2 separate regions of the Homo sapiens genome follow, and region 1 is linked to region 2. A link is a contact called in ENCODE Hi-C or POLR2A ChIA-PET data. All regions are on one chromosome and are shown on one strand. The core of a region is the stretch at or near the end of the contact, and the rest is flanking DNA. Distances in the headings are between cores, read along the strand shown. Region 1 holds the start of VCF2 (VCP nuclear cofactor family member 2). Region 2 holds the start of KANTR (KANTR integral membrane protein).

Region 1 (3,294 bases), core at 140-2,639, 2.1 Mb after region 2:
AAACATTCTTTTCTCAAAATTGTTTTCAATGATTGGTAAGATTACATCTTCAGTTTCAAGTTCCTTGTCAATAAGTAATCAGATTGCAGCGTTTGACATAGTTTTCACAGCACTCTATTATTAACCAGACATTTGCTTAGAGACTTACTTTTGAGTTTTTGGTACTCCTAAGAATGGCTGAGTTTACTCATTTTTATAATTTCATTACTCTTTAATCAATTCTCATCTCTAGGAGACTGAGTACTAGGAGACTCTAGGAGACTGAGTACTGAGTACAAAATGCCAAATAAAAAATCACGTAGAAAACTGCTCCTATATTACACTCCATTATGAAATGATTGATTATATATAAAGAAAAAATGACCGGGTGTAAATATTATTTTATTTCACAATGTTTATTGAGCATCCACTAAGTGCTAGGCACTCCTCCAGGTGCCAGGATAAAAGAGTGAAACAAACACATGCCACAGCTCTGCCTTCATTAGGGAGCATGGTGATGTTTGTCTTTGATCATGGTATTTTGAGTATTTGAGTATTTTGCGCTCAAGTTTTACTGAAACTTTCAACAGCTTACAATACGTTTGCATTGTTTTTAAAACAGAGTAATACTATGAAAATGATTTTTCAAAGTGTGAAGCTGAGTTTAAAAAGCGGAATGTTCATGAAACAATGTTAATCTCATTTTTTAAAATGCAACTTTACGAATGAAAAACATCTAAGGAAATTTATCACAGAATATGATTAATGGTCACGGCTGGGTGATCGGACTGTGGATAAGATTGGTTTCCTTTATTACGCTTTAACAGTCTAACCAAGTTTTCTACCATGAGATTCAGAGACGTTTGTAATGAAAGAATACATTGATAAAGGTCCATAGAACCCCAGTAACACGTGGAGAAAGATGACAAAACCAATCAGAGAAACAGAAATACCAGTTGCTAGGGTACCTAGCAGCCTCACCGAGGAAATGCCAATTTGAAAAACAGAATGCTATTGTCCACTGACTGAGTTTTCGCGAGGGACCACATCCCCACCTCACCCCCGCCTCCAGGGCTTGTAAGGCACTGACAACCAAAGAACCAGCATGTTCTTTCGGAGAAGGCTTCGCGGGATTTTTTTTCAAGCACGAAGGGCGGGGCACGAGGCAAGCAGGGCCGCGCCACCGGCCAACACTGTCACCTGCAGGTCATGAGAGCCGAGCGCCACCAACCCCGGAAGAAAATACATATCCGCTGCGTTTCCGCCCTGAGCCCCGAGATCTTGGCTGAGAAAGCAAAGCGTGATGACCGTGGGGACCAGAGCTCGGACTGGTACCGGCCGGAAAGGCCCCGACGAACTTACCGTACAGGGCAGCCTCCCATAGTCCTGCCCTCGGAACCATAGCAACCGCGCAGGAAGTTCCTGCGCCGCCGGAAAAACGCAGCCCGGAGGGCGGGGCTGGCCAAGGATTGACGGGCTCTGGGCCTGCGCATCGGAGCCCGGGGAGGTCGGCTCCTGTTTCCTCTGGGTCCGCCGCAGGCTCCCTTCCCTGCAGTTGGGAGCTGACGCCTGAGGGACGATCCGCTGAGGGTCAGGCTCTGCTGCGCGACTGCCCGAGCCGCCCCATGTTCGAGACCTGTGCCAATCCCATGGACATTCTCCTCCCACCCAGCCAGCCTCTGAACACGCTTCTCACGTGGCACACGCCCTGTCCTCGCAGCCCTCACACCGCTGATCCTCCTCGGCGACCTCAGCGCCCCCGGGGCTGACCAGGCCGTGGCCGGCGCCTCTCCGTCCTCGGGGGGGTCTCCTTCCCCCCACTTAAGTCTCTTCTGCCCGCGGTCATGCCCTGGGCCTCAGGAAAGACCGCGCCCCTCCACGATGTCCATTTCTTGCATCCCCCATTCTCATAACGGGCAGCACCCGATCGTGTCCTAACAGCTACCTCTTCCAGTGCCCCAGCATCCACAGCCTTTAGCCTCAAGGAGGCCTCCTCTCCACTAACCACAACCGCGTTCCTCACCATTCACCTTCCTTAGCCAGCTTACCCAAAGCTATTAACTCTCTCCTCCCTACTCTCCTGGCAGTCCCCCCGCCGCCAAGTAGACAAACAATGTACACCCTCCACAAGTGTACCTTCTCTGTCTAGTCTACTTACAAGATCCCTCCACAAGCACCAGCACCCAATTTTCTCATGATATTCACTGATATTCCCTTGAGAAAATAGAAGCAATCAGAGAAGAATTCACACCACTTCCCAACAGCAGTAGACCTGCACTTATAATCTTGGCTGCTTCCCTGGAGGAAGAGACAGGATCCTACTTGAGACCAGGCCCTTCACCTGGATCCTATGCCTTCCACCTTCTTAAGGGATCATCCTTTGCAGTTATGCTTTCTCCTGAATTATCATGTTCCTCTATCTGTATTTATTATCTAAAAAGTTGGCAAAGGGAGTGCTAGAGTTTAGGCTGATCCTGGTTCTTGCTGTTAAGTAGGTGATCTCACAGGGGGCTGCATTCCCTGAGGATGGAAGGGAAGATGTGGAAAGTGGCTGATTCAAGAACTAAAGATCATGCCATAAAGGAAGCCTAACCCAGCTAGGGGCTAGGTGACCCTGCAGCCGAGGCTGTGGAGTAGACAGCCCTGGACAGGGGACTTTTAGACTGCCATGTTTGTCGCTGCATTGTGCAATTTTAACAAGAATCCTGCTAAGTCAGTTTAGTTAGAATTTCCCATCATCAATATCTCAGTTAGGTTCCTCATCCCCCAGGTGATGTCTAGTCACCCTGGCCCACCTTCACCAACAATCCTGTTAGTTCAATTTAGCCACAATACCCCCTTACCCGTGGTGTTTCCTCTTAGTAATTTTCCGTCCATTGCTCCCCACCCTGCTCCTTGGCTATAAATTTCCACTTTTCGTTGTTGTATTTGGAGTGGAACCCAGTTTCTCTCCCTTCACTGCAAAACCCCATAGCAGTGGTCCCTACACCTATCTTGATGGTCCTGAATGAAGTCTGCCTTACCGTTCTTTAACAAATGCCATGAATAATTTTTTTTCCTTAACACCCTTCACTTGGATCCCATGCCCTTCCACATTCTCAAGGAACAAGCTTTTGTAATGATCATTCCTTTTACTTGAATCACCATGTTCTCCATGTCTATCGGATCATGCTATCGTCTACAAAGTGGGCAAATAGATGGTTAGAAATGAGGGATTTTGCTTTCAAGAGCTGATCTTGGTTATTGCTGTGTTGTAGGTGAGACCCCAAGGGGCTGCATTCTCTGAGGAAGGTGGAGGGGTTGGAGGGTATGGAA
Region 2 (3,247 bases), core at 639-3,138:
CAGGCGCCCGCCACCACGCCCGGCTAATTTTTGTATTTTTAGTAGAGACAGGGTTTCACCATGTTGGCCAGGCTGGTCGGGAACTCCTGACCTCAGGTGATTCACCCGCCTCCGACCTCCCAAAGTTCTGGGATTACAGGCATGAGCCACCATGCCCCACCAGACCTTTTCTCAGAAAAAAAAAATTGTTTAAATTCATAAAATAAAATATCTAGAATTACAAAAGAAATTGATTACATTGAAATATAGTTATTAAAATATGGAAAAAGCAAATATGTGCTATAGTATAATCGTATATGTACTCCCCATTAATCCATTAAATCATAAGATTTAATGGAGGGTCTAATGACTATCATGATTTTAAAATAATGATTGAAATTATATGATTTTCAAGAGATCTGCAACATCTATAATGTGATATGAAAATCTCTGATTTCTATTAGTGACAATCAGTACTGCTACTACTGCTGCTACTATGCCTAGTTACATTCTTTATTGAAAAATGCTAAATTTCAGTTAGAGGAGAGGGAAAATAAAGATGTAATTTTGTTTTATTTTTTTGAGACGGAGTTTCAATCTTGTTGCCCAGGCTGGAGTGCAATGGTACGATCTCAGCTCACGGCAACCTTCGCCTCCCAGGTTCAAGCGATTCTCCTGCCTCAGCCTCCCTAGTAGCTGGGATTACAGGCATGTGCCACCACGCCCGGCTAATTTTGTATTTTTAGTAGAGATGGGGTTTCTCCATGTTGGTCAGGCTGGTCTCGAACTCCGACCTCAGGTGATCCGCCCGCCTCGGCCTCCCAAAGTGCTGGGATTACAGGCATGAGTCACTGCGCCCGGCCATAAAGGTGTAAATTTGTTCCCATCCAAATTCATGGACCTCTCCAAACCCTGTCCCCAGCCTCGATTAGAGGTCTGCAGAATACAAATTAAGAACCCTTGCAAATAGGAGGGTCCTTCCCATCTCTCCTTCCTTCTTAAACAGTTTTCCTTTGGAAGCCTGGGTTTTATTCTGGGTCTTACTGCGCCGACTGCCGGCGGTGTACGGTAAGAAGACGCAAAGACGGGGCGGTGGTGGGGAGTGGTAGCGGGAAGAGGCAGGGCCGGAGCGCGCGAGGGGTGGGGCCTGGCTGTGTGACTTCAAGCCAGTCAGTTTGCCTCTCTGGGCCATAAGTTCTGTCCGCCTGAATACTGGGAAAGAATTGGGAGGAGAGAACTTAATTATTTATGCCCCAGGCAACTGATCTATATTTGCCCTCTCATTTAATCCTCACACATTGTGAGGAAAATTTTAAAACATCTTTCCATTTCCAGATGGTTAAACTGAGGCTCCTAGCGAGGTTGTCACTTGACCAATGTCTCAGCAGGTATCAGGGACTGGTAGGTGACACGCCACATCCCCATAGCCACCTCATCCTCCATGCATGGAATAAGGAACTCTGCTCACTTTGAGCGAGAGAAACCTGGCTTAGGAATCTCTGCAGGTGGGTGTGGAACTGTGAGAAACTAGGGGCAGAATCGCGTCTCTTAGCAGAGCGGTGGCAGTGCAAGGTGGCTTATGGAGAGTAAAACGTCAAAGAAGCCAGGCATCTCGATTGTGCAGTGACTCGGCGCCTGGCGTGGCTTCCGGCTTCCCGCCTGCGTATTCCCAAGTAGCCGCCTGAAGACCTGTCGAATAGACAGGCAAAGGGCCATGACAAGCACTCCTTTCCTGGCCAATCCTATTAAAGGGTGGGCTTGGCTCTTTAACCAATCAAAGTCCCCCGAAGGGGCGGAGTTTTCCTCGGTTTGGCTCTAAGCCTCGGGGGTAAAAATAAAATGTTTCCATCCCCAGCCAATCCCTGGAAAGGCAGAAGGGCACTCCTCCAATGGGAGCCGGGGAGCCGTCGGTAGCGGCGTAGGCCCGTGCCCCTGCTCGCGCTGCAGCCCGTGGAAGGGTTCCGTCCAGCGTATCCTTCAGATCTTGCTGTAGGCCTCTGGTGTCTGTGCGCGCGCGGCAGGGGCGGCGGCGGCGACGGCCGGAGGTGTACGGTGAGAAGCCATAAAGACGGGGCGGTGGGGGGAGTGGCAGCGGGAAGAGGCCGGCCGAAGCGCGCGAGGGGTGGGGCCTGCGCGAGCTTTTACTGGGGCGGCCTCTCAACCCTAGGTCAGCGGGTTGCGGAGGATCGTGCGGGTCGCAAAGGGAAGCCGAGTGCTCCTGCGGCTCCCAGACTGCAACCAGGTGAGTACCCTGCGGAGCGGTCGGTGCCCGTTGCTGCCCTCCCGCGGCCCCACCTCCCACCCTCAGTGTCTTTCGAAACGGTTCCATGCAGGTCTGCCGCTCACGTGATCGTCTGCGTGCGTGTCTGTCTTTGCATCCCCTCTCCCATCTCTGTCTCTGTCCCACTTTTTGAGACGTAGTAGATATAAGATGCTGAATCCTGACCAGTTTAAACTAGCTATGAAACCTTGAGCTATCTCCTTCACCAGCCTGGGCCTCAGTTTCCTCATCTGCCAAATGGGGGTCTGATAATGTGTACCTGAGACAATGCATGTGCATTACTTTGCCCTGCACCCGGTCCTTAGAAAATTTTCAATAAATAATGACTATCTTGACTGAAAAGAATATTGTCTCTCTTGGTTTCTGTCTTTTCTCTGTCTCTGACCCTTCCTCCATTGGATCTTTCTGAATGCTTCTGTCTTTCTCTGTTACTGTTTTTCCTCTTTTTACCCGTCTCTTTCTCAACCCTAAAGAGGTTAGAGGTGCATAGTTTATAGCAATAAGTTTTACCCCCGAGGACATGAGCTTAGCCTGGGGCTCCGACCTGTTCTGTGGGTAAAAAATGGAGCCTGGCTTTGGGTTGCTTCTGGTGTCATTGAAGAGAGAACTCTCTTTGCTCCCCAGCCTACTCTGTTAAACAGGTAGAGACACCCAAAGTTGGGAGCAACTTAGATTAAAAACCACTTTTTAATAGCCCCTTATCCTATATAATGTTAGTCACCACAGGAAGCCCACAGATCTCCTGGTTATGTCTCCATACAGCCCTGGACATCCTATTTTCTATTTCCATCCTGAAATCCTTTGACCAGGCCTTAAGGAACTCACCTTCAGTTATCAGCAAAATTCCCTCCATTCTCATCCTGGCTTCTGAATACTCCCTTTATTTTCTTGCTATGCTTTGGTCGTTCTCATACCTGTTGGACCCAACATTGCTTTTTTTTTTTAATAAGGTGTATTTTGAAATGCTTCACTATTCTAAAATGAAAT

What was found. A loop is a pair of places that touch in the nucleus more often than their neighbours do. ChIA-PET counts read pairs that join two places held with the same protein, here RNA polymerase II (POLR2A). Pooled maps may share reads with other maps.
Region 1: a loop to region 2 is called in a map with no recorded cell type, with 22 times the contacts of the local background. The contact joins the promoter of VCF2 here to the promoter of KANTR in region 2. A Hi-C loop is called at or near these places in 1 of 168 maps with a recorded cell type or tissue (naive thymus-derived CD4-positive, alpha-beta T cell), 5 of 37 single-sample maps with no recorded cell type and 10 of 50 pooled maps. POLR2A ChIA-PET finds 5 or more read pairs at or near these places in 2 of 52 experiments (B cell and naive thymus-derived CD8-positive, alpha-beta T cell).

What each region holds. Positions count from the first base shown.
Region 1 is chrX:55,159,796-55,163,089 of GRCh38, forward strand. It overlaps VCF2 (VCP nuclear cofactor family member 2), which reads right to left and starts at 1,390. Exons shown (of 3, transcript NM_001166701.4): 1 at 1,342-1,390. The coding sequence starts at 1,361. RefSeq lists enhancers at 1,053-1,352, 1,178-1,678, 1,679-2,179.
Region 2 is chrX:53,092,254-53,095,500 of GRCh38, forward strand. KANTR (KANTR integral membrane protein) reads left to right here and starts at 1,889. Exons shown (of 3, transcript NM_001397448.1): 1 at 1,889-2,031. RefSeq lists enhancers at 981-1,805, 1,518-1,577, 1,888-2,007 and a silencer at 2,068-2,217.